2 separate regions of the Homo sapiens genome follow, and region 2 is linked to region 1. A link is a contact called in ENCODE POLR2A ChIA-PET data. All regions are on one chromosome and are shown on one strand. The core of a region is the stretch at or near the end of the contact, and the rest is flanking DNA. Distances in the headings are between cores, read along the strand shown.

What was found. ChIA-PET counts read pairs that join two places held with the same protein, here RNA polymerase II (POLR2A).
Region 2: POLR2A ChIA-PET joins it to region 1 with 14 read pairs in PC-9. The contact joins the enhancer-like site here to the promoter of S100A6 in region 1. POLR2A ChIA-PET finds 5 or more read pairs at or near these places in 4 of 52 experiments (MCF 10A, OCI-LY7, PC-9 and 1 more).

Annotation. Positions count from the first base shown.
Region 1 is chr1:153,533,735-153,540,241 of GRCh38, forward strand. It overlaps S100A6 (S100 calcium binding protein A6), which reads right to left and starts at 2,257. Exons shown (of 3, transcript NM_014624.4): 1 at 2,215-2,257; 2 at 1,468-1,626; 3 at 865-1,096. The coding sequence starts at 1,605. The coding sequence ends at 962. S100A5 (S100 calcium binding protein A5) reads right to left here. Exons shown (of 3, transcript NM_001394232.1): 2 at 6,320-6,471; 3 at 3,413-3,702. The coding sequence starts at 6,457. The coding sequence ends at 3,562. It overlaps LOC124904423 (a long non-coding RNA gene), which reads left to right. Exons shown (of 2, transcript XR_007066630.1): 1 at 1-187; 2 at 1,170-3,941. RefSeq lists enhancers at 1-293, 2,247-2,882.
Region 2 is chr1:153,705,435-153,711,941 of GRCh38, forward strand. It overlaps the pseudogene GEMIN2P1. Among named protein-coding and RNA genes, the nearest start is that of MIR8083, 19 kb to the left of the region's middle. Within about 2 kb of position 3,337, at least 4 of the 41 ENCODE cell types and tissues checked have a DNase peak (open chromatin) inside an H3K27ac peak, as active enhancers do; they include PC-9, where a contact is called at or near this core.

The DNA.
Region 1 (6,507 bases), core at 1,007-3,506:
AACTTGCCCAGCTCGGACTAGGCCTAGAGAGGCTGAATGATGTGGCATCACCCGGAAACAGCGTTTACCCTCCTTATCCTCTTCCCTTCTGCCTGAAAACACTAATCCAGATGATGGACAATGATTCAATTAGTCATCTTCTCTGATGGGGGCTGAGATCCAGGCTGGGATCCCGTGGAAGTGCCGGGTGAGTCATTACGCTGAGGCTGCAGGGATACCCCGCCCCATTACTGAACACCCCGTGGTTCACGTGTTGGTGCAGCTGCCAGCTCCTCAGACCACCGTTCCAACAAAAAGCCCTCACCCTGAATGCAGGGACACACTCCAAGAGTGTGCCTCCCCCACTCCACCTGGGACCTGGGCAGCCGCAGTAGACTCAGTCACACAGCGTCCTCACTGGTGTAGGAAACTCCCTGAGCCAAGCCTCAGGCATCTCAGATGTGCCCTATCTAACCCCTGCGCTGTGATGAGAAAGGGGACTTGCCCCACCCCAGGGCCCCTCTTGCCACACCCAGAGCAAAACACATCTGGGAGCCTCTGGGACTATCTCTGCCTCACTTCCAGGCCCCCAAACCCCATCACATCCCGGCCCAGGGACCATTTCCATCTCCAAGCTCATCCCAGGACTCTCTCTACTGGAAACCACTTGAGCCTTTCCTTAGGATGGCGTTGCCAAGAGGGGCATCTCTCCTCATTCACATAAAGGCACCTTATGTGCTAGAGGCAGCCTTGTCAGGGTGGGTCCTCTGGCCTGGCGAGTCAATGAGTCATTTTCAGAGGTTGACCGTGAGCAAATCTTCCAATGGCTGGTGTCCCACTAAGCCAAGGAGGAACAGAAATCATTCGGAAGCCAGGACGCAAGGGTAAATTTGACCAAAAAAAATTTATTGTACAATTACCCACCACTGGATTTGACTCAGAGAGGACCCCCAGAGGGTGTCTCCATCTTCCCTATTTATTTTCAGCCCTTGAGGGCTTCATTGTAGATCAAAGCCAAGGCCCCCAGGAAGGTGACATACTCCTGGAAGTTCACCTCCTGGTCCTTGTTCCGGTCCAAGTCTTCCATCAGCCTTGCAATTTCAGCATCCTGCAGCTTCTAATGTGTTAGAATGTGAAATCCATACTCAGTGGTGATGACAACCCTGGATTCTTCCCCTTCCCCCTCCCAGGCAATCCTCTCTGCAAGTGGCTCTGTGCTCCCTCATCACCAAGGACCCATGTCACTTTGGCATTGCTTCTCCTCAGCTACTTCTCAGTTACTGGTCCTCATTTGGAGAGATGGATATCCGGCTGGAAGCATCCCCTACCCGCTGGGAGAGTGGGTCTACAGCTCAGGGTCTACATGTGGACCAGGGCCTCAGAATGTGGGTAAATGTGAGTCAGATGCACCTGGCACCTCTCTCTCCCCTAATCCTGCTTCCAAAGGACAAGGGTGGGAAAAGGGGTCCTGGGGAGGAGGCCACTCACCGAGCCAATGGTGAGCTCCTTCTGGATCAGCTCCTTCAGCTCCTTCTTGCTCAGGGTGTGCTTGTCACCCTCCCTGCCGGAGTACTTGTGGAAGATGGCCACGAGGAGGCCAATGGCCTGATCCAGGGGGCATGCCATGGCTGAGGGCTGGGCTTGGAGCTGGCAGCAGAGGGCCTAGTCAGTGCCATGGGAGCAAGGACTTCTCACCCACACACCCCAATAATGCTGCCTGCACTAGCCCCGCCTCCTTTGGAACCACCCAGTCTCAGGCCACACACAATGGCATCAGGAGACAGCCCAGGGCTTGAAGGGGAAGGAGAGAGCACACTAGGGCCAAGGCAAGAGAGGTGGCTTAAGGATTCTAAGAAGCATATAGGAACAGTAGCTTTGGGCACAGCTGAGAACTGTCCTTCAGGGGATCCAGAAGTTGAGGAGTATGGCTGGGCAGGGGAGGGGAATGGAGGCTGCAAAGGCAGCTTAAACACAGCTTCACAGGGCCACACATGGTGGCAATGACACACCCAGGGCACTCCCTTCCGCACCCCAAAAGAGCACACCCCATTGCGATCCCTTAGCCCAAGGCCTGCCTGGCACAGCACTGCTGCTCCTGACTATCCCTCCAGCGGGGGAGCGCCACAGATGGCCCCAGTCTGGATCCAGCGGCTGAACTGGGCAGGGGATGGCTGGACCCCCAGCGTGAGGGCAGCTGGCCCTGGAAAGTACCCAGGGCTCCTGGAGAGAACTCACCGGTAGGGAGGCGGCCAAATGCGACGCGAGCGGTCGAGGGGATGGGCTGTGTCGCAGTCCGACTGGCCTTATAGCGGTCGGTGCCCCGGAGGCCAGCTCGGCCAAGCCCACCCCGCCCGCCCAAGTCCCGCCCGCGCCCCACCCTGCGCCGTGGCTTACACAACGCACATTCGCGGTTTACCCCCTCGACTTTCCACGCCTCCTGCCCGGGGCTGTTCCGGGTTAGGACGGGATGGGGGAGCCCAGCAGTGCCCACTGCACGCCTGGTGACGAGTCTCCCCTCATCTGCGCAGCTCAGTTTGCTCAGTTTGCTCTTCGTGACACGTGACTCGGCAAGGGGAGCAGGAGGAGGACTGCGGCGGTCACCCCTGCTTCCTCTGCCAGACCGTGAATGTGACCCTCGAGCCAGCGCAGCGTCAATGTGGGCAAGGAGGGCGCCTCACAGGATGCCGGTGTCCCACAGAGGATACTCAGGGTCACCCCAGAGGAGATAGGGGGAGTAGCCAGTGGTGTAAAGGATATCTACGGCGCCCATCCCCCACCAGCAACAAGTTCCTACCAACACCTCCACTCCTTCCCCTCAGTGCCCCAAATTCCATTCACTACAGCACCTTTGGTGTTAATGTGCATGCACGTGGGAGCCCAGCCCTGTAAGCACCATTCGTTATTTACGGGGGAGTGAAGGCCTTTTCAGACCCTCCCCTGAGAAAAGATTTTGATGGAGGAGGCAGGGAGAGAAGAAAGCACTGTCCCCCATAGATGATGAGAGTGGTGCTATTGAAGGGGAAATGGTGAAGAGGGAGGGGGCTGGTGTGGAGGCCAGACATGCCCTTCCTACAGGTGCTGCCAAGGTGGCCTCCGGTGAGCTGTGGACAAGTCAGGCCTGCCTGCCTATCACCGCCCTCAGGAGCCACTCCCAACCCCTCCCAGTGTCCTCCTCTCAAAGCAACTTTCCCTCTTAACTTCCTCTGCATCCTTGCAGAGTTCCCGCCTGGCCTAACTTCCCCATTTTCCAGGCAGGCAAAACTAAGCCATGACAAAACCAATGACGTCCACACCAAAGAAGGAGAGGAATGCAGTGGGAGCCCAGGACCCTAACCCCCAGAGGCAGAAGCTGTCTCAACCCACTCAAGGAGAGACCCTTCCTGTGCTCCCCTCTCCCCAGGCCAAGGTAGACAAGACAGCTTCAAAACCAGACTCCCAGCACCTGCGATGGAAACTTTATTTCCTCCCATGGAAGGGTCCATCTGGGAGGGAGAGGAGGGCAGGGGGCCAAAGAGGGTCTGTGAGAGGAGCAGCCGAGGTCAGCAGCAAAGGGTGGAGGGTGAGGGTGGAGGGCAGCCCTGGTCACTTGTTGTCCTCTAGAAAGAAGTCGTTGTAGGCCATGCACAGCATGGTCAGGAACACCGAGTACTCCTTGAAGTCGATCTCCTGGTCGCTGTTCTTGTCCAGGCTCTTCATCAAGTCATCGATGCTGCTCTCCTTCATCTTTTGTGGACCCAGGTGGAGAGACAGCTCAGACCCCGCTCCCAGCCCTGCCCTCGCACCACTGCATGGTGTCATCCCCACCCCGAAACTTCAGGGTGAGCCCCAGCTGAGTCAATGACACTGTCAGCATCTCGACCCCCAGAGTCTGCCCACTGCCCACACCTAGGGAAGGGCCTGGCATGAGGTAGGGGGTCAGGGACCTGACTCCTGAATGGAAATAAATGACAGCAGGAATGCTAGCCTAGCCTGCCTTCCCTGCAATACTGTCCCCCAGCCAAAGAAACAATCATCTAGGTTTTATACCAACACCTGATAAAAACAGCTTGCTGGGTCAGGTGTGGTGGCTCACACCTGTAATCCTAGCACTTTGGGAGGCCGAGGCGGGTGGATCACCTGACATCAGGAGTTCGAGACCAGCCTGACCAACATGGTGAAACCCTGTCTCTACTGAAAATACAAAATTAGCCAGGCATGGTGGTACATCCCTGTAATCCCAGCTATTTGGAAGGCTGAGGCAGGAGAATCGCTTGAACTTGAGAAGCGGAGGTTGCAGTAAGTAAGATCATGCCATTGCACTCCAGCCTGGGCAACAAGAATGAAACTCCTTCTCAAAAAAAAAAAAAGAACACCTTGCTGATTATGTGGCATTGAGCATTATCCAAGTCTCTGAGTGACTCTCTCCCCATTCTAAGGACTAGGTGAGAATAACCCCGGACAAAATGTCTCTCAATGAGAGCAGTGCACTGGGGCTGTGAAGCCACTGCATCCCTCCCCTGCTAGGAGAGCTGTGCAAGAGGCCTGCCTGGAGCCTGGTTGTGCACTGTTGTTCAGTCCCCTGATGTCCCAGCCTGGCTCCATTAGGACGATGGAGTCAGGGTCCTTTGGGTGGAACAGGAAGAAAATATAGACAAGCAGATCCTGATGTCTCCTCATCATTGCCGTCAGCTACAGGTTTTCACAGGAGACATTGGGACTTACAAAGGCGGAAACTGCTTGTCTGTCACGTGATCCTAGTCCCCAGCCTGGGCTCCTGTTATTGCCAGGCCCTCCTCTGGGCGTCTCTCCTTCTGTAATTAATCCCTGCTGGACCTGTGGCCCCTCCCTCTGCCCTCATTAACCTCCAGGATGCAGGCAGCCTGGCAGAAGGCCAGAGATCAGGCCTGGGGACGCCCATACCTGCTTCTGTCCCCTGCCCATGTGGCACACTGTGGACCTTCTTTCTGGGAGGGCCTACCAGGGCTCAAGGTGTGATAGATGGAGAGGCACCCAGGCTAAATTTTAAAGGAAACAGGGAGGATGATTCACAGGCCTGGCCCAGAACTCCAGCTCAGCCTCCCACTAGCGGATTGTCCTTAGGCAAGTTATTTGATGTATTTGAGCATTGATTTTTTTTAACTATAAAAATAATAAGACTAGGCACAGTGGCTCATGCCTGTAATTTCAGCACTTTGGGAGGCTGAGGCGATAGGATCATTTGAGGCCAGGAGTTCAAGAACAGCCTGGGTAAAATAGTGAGACCCCATCTCTACAAAAAATTTTAAAAATTATCTAAGCGTGGTGGTATTTGCTTGTAGTCCTAGCTTCTCAGGAGGCTGAGGTAAGAGGATCACTTGAGCCTGAAAGTTCAAGGCTACAGTGAGCCATGATCGCACCACTGCACTCTAACCTGGGTGACAGAGTGAGACTCTGTCTCAAAAATATTTATCCTTGGCCAGGCGCAGTGGCTCACGCCTGTAATCCCAACACTTTGGGAGTCCGAGGCAGATGGATCACGAGGTCAGGTGTTCGAGACCAGCCTGACCAACATGGTGAAACCCCCATCTCTACTAAAAATACAAAAATTAGCTGGGCGTGATGGTGCGTGCCTGTAATCCCAGCTACTGAAGAGGCTGAGGCAGGAGAATCGCTTGAACCTGAGAGGCGGAGGTTGCAGTGAGCCAAGATCATGTCACTGCATTCCAGCCTGGGTGACAGAGCGAGACTCTCTCAAAAAAAAAAAAAAAAAAAAAAAAAAATATATATATATATATATATATATATTTATTTATTTATTTATCCTCGGGGATATTGTATTATAATAACCTCATGGGCCTTCCCCTCTGTCAGTCACCTCCCTCCCACCACCTCCATCTGGTGAGAACCAGTTCTGTCTCCTCACTACCCTATGTTTACAAGTTAACCTTTCAGTTTGAGTGCCAGCACCATCAGAGAGCCCTGGCCATGCTGTGCACACAGAGAAGAATCAGGCAGAGTCCCTACACTTGAGTTGTACACAGCTGGACCTGGACACCCTGCATCCCTTCACCACCCATGACCCCTAGCACAGGTTCTGCCACTGCTGGGAGAGCCTGGCCCCACCATCGAAGGCTCCTCAATCTCCTTCTCTAAACCCTCCAGACTCAGCCCTTCCTCCTTCTCAGTGAGACCCTGACCCATTCTCCTTCACAGAGGGCTAGAGTTTTGCTGGCCCGAAATCCCCACCATCTTCCTTTGTCTCTGTCTGTAGCCCTTGGCCACCCTGCCCCTGGCTTAGGCTGGAGGATCCTGAGGGTAGGTATGTGTCCCCCAGAGGGAGTACTCAGACTTTGGGGTGGAGGATGAGGGAACAATCACCTACCTCCCCAAGACACAGCTCTTTCTTGATCAGCTCCTTGAGTTCCTTCCTACTCAGGGTCAGTTTGCTACCCTCTCTCCCCGAATATTTGTGAAACGTGGTCACCATAGTGGTCAGGGCCTTCTCCAGAGGAGTCTCCATCACAGTGTGCAGCTCTGTAGAGGGAGAGGGGAAGATCCCATTCCTCAGGA
Region 2 (6,507 bases), core at 2,087-4,586, 170 kb after region 1:
TTACAGGTGTGAGCCACCACGCCTGGCCTATGTTAGGTATTTAATATAAATGCCTTTCATATTTATAGAAAAGCCATTCCAGCTCCCCACCTCTTCCAATGGTCCTAGAGAGGTAGGGGGCAAGACTCAACTCAGGAGGTGGGGCTCAGAAATAGGACCAAGTTGACGACTAGCTAAAACAGGGACTGAAGAGAAGCAGCTTTCCATGACATGCCCAACAGTGTGCCCTGTCAGTTCACCATTGCCATGGCAACACTGGGATGTTTCCGCCCCTTTCCATTGCAACAACCTGATGACCTGGAAATTACCAACCTTTTCCTAGAAATTTCTGCATAGCCCGCTTCTTAATTTGCATGTAATTAAAAGTGAGTTATAGGCTGGGCGAGTTGGCTCACGCCTGTAATCCCGGCACTTTGGGAGGCCGAGACGGGCGGATCACTTGAGGTCAGGAGTTCCAGACCAGCCTGGCCAACATGGTAAAACCCCATCTCTACGAAAAATATAAAAATTACCCAGGAGTGGTGCTGCACGCCTGTAATCCCAGCTACTCCAGAGGCTGAGTCAGGAGAATCGCTTGAACCCAGGAGGCAGTGAGCTGAGATCTCATCACTGCACTCCAGCCTAGGTGACAGAGCAAGACTCCATCTCAAAAAACAAAAACAACAACAACAACAAAAAAAGTGAGTTATAAATATGACTGCAGGCTGGGCGTGGTGGCTGACGCCTGTAATCCCAGCACTTTGGGAGGCCAAGGTGGGTGGATCATGAGGTCAGGAGATCGAGACCATCCTGACTAACATGGTGAAGCCCCGTCTCTACTAAAAATACAAAAAATTAGCCAGGCATGGTGGCGGGTGGCTATAGTCCCAGCTACTCGTGAGGCTGAGGCAGGAGAATGGCATGAACCCGGGAGGCGGAGCTTGCAGTGAGCTGAGATCGCGCCACTGCACTCCAGCCTGGAGAGACAGCGAGACTCTGTCTCGAAAAAATAAAATAAAATAAAATAAAAATGACTGCAAATGGCCTTTGAGCTGCTACTCTGGGTACACTGCCGATGGGGTAGCTGTGCTCCCCAGGGAGCAGCACCTGTGCTGCTGCTGTACCCTGCTGCTTCAATTAAAAGTTGCAGTTTAACACCGCTGGCTCACTATTGAATTCTTTCCTGGGGGAGACCAAGAACCCTCCCAGGCTAAGTGGGGCCCACCTGCCCTGCATAGCACTGGCTTTTTTTTTTTTTTTTTTTTTTTTTTTTTGAGACAGGGTTTCCTTCTGTCACTCAGGTGGGAGTGCAGTGGCTGGAGTGCAGGGATGACTTCTTGGCTCACTGCAACCTCCACTTCCTGGGCTCAAGTGATCCTCCCACCTCAGCCTCCCAAGTAGTTGAAACTACAGGCCCACACCACCACACCTGGCTAATTTTTGTGTTTTTTGTAGAGATAGGGTTTTGCCATGTTGGCCAGGCTGGTCTCCAACTACTGGGCTCAAGCGATTTGCTCACCTTGACCATCCAAAGTCCTGGGATTACAGGCATGAGCCACTGAGCCAGGCCCAGCATTGTCTTTTCTAAGTAGGCAGAGGTCCGCTGTCTCTTCTAACAACAGTGCCCACCCCCTCCTACCCCTCCATTTGGAGTCTCAGCAGTACAACATCACTACAGATGCTCTTTGACTTATGGGGGATGGAGTTACATCCCAATATGTCCGTCCTAAATTGAAAGTATTATAAATTGAAAATATATTTAATACAACTAGCAAGTATCTATAATAATTAAAAATTAAATATTAGCCAGGCACAGTTGCTCACACCTGTAATCACAGCACTTTGGGAGGCTGAGGTGGGCAGATCACATGAGGTCGGGAATTCAAGACCAGCCTGACCAACATGGAGAAACCCCGTCTCTACTAAAAATACAAAATTAGCTAGGCGTGGTAGTGCATGCCTGTAATCCCAGCTACTCGGGAGGCTGAGGCAGGAGAATCACTTGAACCGGGGAGGCAGAGGTTGCGGTGAGCTGAGATCGTGCCATTGCACTCCAGCCTGGGCAACAAGAGTGAAACTCCATCTCAAAAAAAAAAAAAGAAAAAGAAAAATAGTAAGTCAAAGACCATCTGTAGTTTCTTGAGACACTTCTCCAAGATCTTGGCTAGGCATGTGGTTCAAACCTGTAATCCCAGCACTTTGGGAAGCCAAGGCAGGAGGATTCCTTGAAGCCAATAGTTCAAGATCAGCCTGGGAAATATAGAGACTCTATCAAAAAAAAAAAAAAAAAAAGAGACAGAAAGAGGAAGGAAGGGAGGAAGGAAGGAAAGAAGGGAGGAAGGGAGGAAGGAAAGGGGAGGAAGGGAGGGCGGGAGGGAGGGAGGCAAAAGAAAAGAGAAAGAAAGAAAAAGAAAAAGAAGAAAGAAAGAGAAAGAAAGAGAAAGGGAGGGAGGGAAAGAAAAGAAAAGGAAGGAAGGAAAGAAGGAAGGAAGGAAGAAAAAGAAAGAAGGAAAGAAAAAGAAAGAAAGAAAAGAAAGAAAGAGAAAGAAAGAAAGAAAGAAAGAAAGAAAGAAAGAAAGAAAGAAAGAAAGAAAGAAAGAAAGAAAGAAAGAGAGAGAGAAAGAAATCTCCGGGCTCTGACTCCAAACTCTGTCACTCTGGATGAGTGCCTGTGGGTTTGCCCTAGTCTTTCCCTGTCCCTTTGACAACCTGCCTCCTTATCTGGGGCAGAATCTTCCAGGTGCAGCCCGAGGAGTGCAGACAGAAGGCAATTGTCACCTCCATACCTATTATGGAACTTGTGGCCACACATACACTCCTCCCTCTACCCCCACAGAATTTCTCACATTGCTCCTGTTAATCCAAGTCTCTTCCACCTGGTTCTCTGTTAAATTTTAAAGTTAAAAAATAGCTATTTTGCTAAAGATTTCATACAGGATTTGGGGGAAAGGAGGGATATGTCACCTAGAGACCAGTTTTTGTTTTTGTTTTGTTTTATTTAAAAACTCCAGTGGACAGTTTTGCTGTCTCCTCAAAGTCCCTCTGCAGCTGGCCCAAGCCAGGGTGGATCCAGGTTTTGTGGGACTTGGAGTTTACACAGTTTGGTGGGTCCCCTTTAAAAAAAAGAATACAGGCCAGGTGCAGTGGCTCATGCCTGCAATCCCAGCACTTTGTGAGGCCGAGGCAGGCGGATCACGAGGTCAGGAGATTGAGACCATCCTGACCATCATGGTGAAACCCCGTCTCTACTAAAAATACATAAATTATCTGGGTGTGGTGATGTGTGCCTGTGACCCTAGCTACTCGGGAGGCTGAGACACGAGAATCGCTTGAACACAGGAGATCGCGTCACTGCATTCCAGCCTGGTGACAGAGCAAGAGTCTATCTCAAAAAAAAAAAAAATGGTTACGAAATAAATATTTAATTAGAAAGTGAAAAGAAATTACAAATTTCAAAAACCTGACAGAAATCCAAACATCTCACAATCTAGAAGGATATCTTTATTAGTAACTACCCATCTCACTTCTATAATATTAACTACTACTTTTCTCTTTTTTCCTTTTTAAAAAAATTTTTTAAAGTTTTTTTATTTTCTTTTTTTTTTTTTTTTTTTGAGACGGAGTCTCGCTCTGTCGCCCAGGCTGGAGTGCAGTGGCGTGATCTCAGCTCACTGCAAGCTCCGCCTCCCGGGTTCACGCCATTCTCCTGACTCCACCTCCCGAGTAGCTGGGACTACAGGCGCCTGCCACCACGCCCGGCTAATTTTTTTGTATTTTTAGTAGAGACGGGATTTCACCGTGTTAAGCAGGATGGTCTCGATCTCCTGACCTCGTGATCCGCCTGTCTCGGCCTCCCAAAATGCTGGATTACAGGCGTGAGCCACCGCGCCCGGCCTAAAGTTTTTTTATTTTCTGTCAGACACTCTACAGCTCAAACTCCTACTTTTCGCACTGCGTACTCTGATTGTTATTTCATATAACAATGATTTTGTAATACTTCTTTCTTTTTCAGACACGATCTTGCTGTGTCACCCAGGCTGGAGTCCAGTGGCATAATCATAGCTCGCTGCAGCCTCAATCACTCAGGCTCAAGCAATCTTCCCACCTCAGCCTCCTGAGTAGCTGGGACTGCAGGCACACACTCTGTCTAATTTTTAGAATTTTTTTTTTTTTTTTTTTTTTTTTTTTTTTGAGACGGAGTCTCACTCTGTCACCCGGGTTGGAGTGCGGTGGCGCGCTCTCGGTTCACTGCAACCTCTATCTCCCGGATTCAAGCGATTCTTCTGCCTCAGCCTCCAGAGTAGCTGGGATTACAGGCGCCCACCACCACGCCCAGCTAATTTTTTTGTATTTTTAGTAGAGATGGGGTTTTTTCATGTTGCCCAGGCTGGTCTCAAACTCCTGGGCTCAAGTGATCTGCCCGCCTCAGCCTCCCAAAGTTCTGGGATTACAGGCATAAGCCACTGTGCCCAGCCCATGATATCATTTTTTTATGGAGGAAAAAGAAAGATAGTTCAATCTTTTCTCTAGCAAAATCAAATGAAGTTTGTTTATTGATTGATTGATTGATTGATTGATTTTTATTTATTTATTTATTTTGAGACGGAGTCTTGCTCTATTGCCCAGGCTGGAGTGCAGTGACGCGATCTCGGCTCACTGCAAGCTCAGCCTCCCGGGTTCATGCCATTCTTCTGTCTCAGCCTCCCTAGTAGCAGGGACTACAGGCGCCCACCACCACACCCAGCTAATTTTTTTGTATTTTTAGTAGAGACAGGGTTTCACTGTGTTAGCCAGGATGGTCTCCATCTCCTGACCTCGTGATCCGCCTACGTTGGCCTCCCAAAGTGCTGGGATTACAGGTGTGAGCCACCGTGCCTGGCCCAAAAGAAGTTTATTTTTATTTATTTTATTTCTTTTTCTTTTGAGACAGGTCTCACTCTGTCACCCAGGCTGAAGTGCAGTGGCATGATTACAGCACACTACAGCCTTGAACTTCTGGGCTCAAGAGGTCCTCCTGCCTCAGACTCCCAAGTAGCTGGGACTACAGGCATGTACCACCACGCCTGGCTAATTTTTTAATTTTTTTGTAGAGGCACTGTCTCATTATTTTGCCCAGGCTGGTCTTGAACTCCTGGCCTCAATCAATCCTCCTGCCTTGGCTTCCCAAAGTGCTGGGATTACAGGCGTGAGCCACTGTGCCTAGCCCATTTATATATTTTTAATCTTTCACTATTATAAATGCTATGTCTAATCCCATACCTATACCTAATGTGTTATCTCATATCTATGTTTCATTCAATATATCTGTAAGATAAACTCCTAGAAATGGGATTAGTGAGTCAAAAGATATAATATGCATTTGCAACTTTTATATCTATTCCAAATTGACCCTATATAGGGTTTAACAACTTGCACACCCGCCAGCAATGCATGATAGTGACGAATTCCCCAAAACTTTGACAACAGTATCAAACTAAAGTGGCTTCGTTGGCTGGGGTAAATATCCGAGGTTCGTCGTCTGGTACCAAGAAAATTTAGGACACAAACACACAGGAGGAGTTTCGTGGTACCTCAGTTTAGCTTTATTTGGACTTGCAACCCGGGAGGCGGAGGTTGCAGAAAGAAAAAGGAGAACAGCTTTCTCTCTGGCAAGAAAGAGGGGCTTCCCAAAGGAAAAGACTGGCCGGCAGCAGAGTTCGCCGGATTTTATAGGCAGGCTTGAAAGGCGATGTCTGATTTACGTAGGTAAATCAAATTGGTTCAATCAGGTGTGACGTTTATATAGCTTGAGGGGAAGGCTGGCCACCCCACCCTAATCTTATTATGCAAATGAACTCTCCCCTTGCCAGGTGCCATATTATCTGCTCCTTACTGTACACTGTGGCTGACAAAGAGAAGGAAAGATGGAACTGCCATTTTGAACATGATTGGCACAACTGTTGGCATCTATGTCTGCAGCTCGATTTCACAGGCTGCTCTTTGTTAGAAAGGAAAATGATCTGGGGTTGCTTTTCATTAAAAGGAGAACCTCCTGGTGGCTCATGCCGGTAATCCCAGCACTTTGGGAGGCCGAGGCAGGTGCATCATGAGGTCAAGAGTTCGAGACCAGCCTGGCCAACATGGTGAAACCCCGTCTCTACTAAGAATACAAAAATTAGCTGGGTGTGATGGCACGTGCCTGTAACCCCAGCTACTCTGGAGGCTGAGGCAGGAGAATCACTTGAACCCAGGAGGCGGAGGTTGCAGTGAGCCGAGATCCTGCCACTGCACTCCAGCCTGGGTGACAGAGCAAGACTCCGTCTCGAAAATAAATAAATAAATAGGCCGGGTGCGGTGGCTCATGCCTGTAATCCCAGCACTTTGGGAGGCCAAGGCAGGTGGATCACTTGAGGTCAGGAGTTCAAGACCAGCCTGACCAAAATGGTGAAACCCCGTCTCTACTAAAAATACAAAACTTAGCTGGGCTTGGTGGGGCACGCCTGTAACCCCAGCTACTCGGGAGGCTGAGGCAGGAGAATCCGGAGGCAG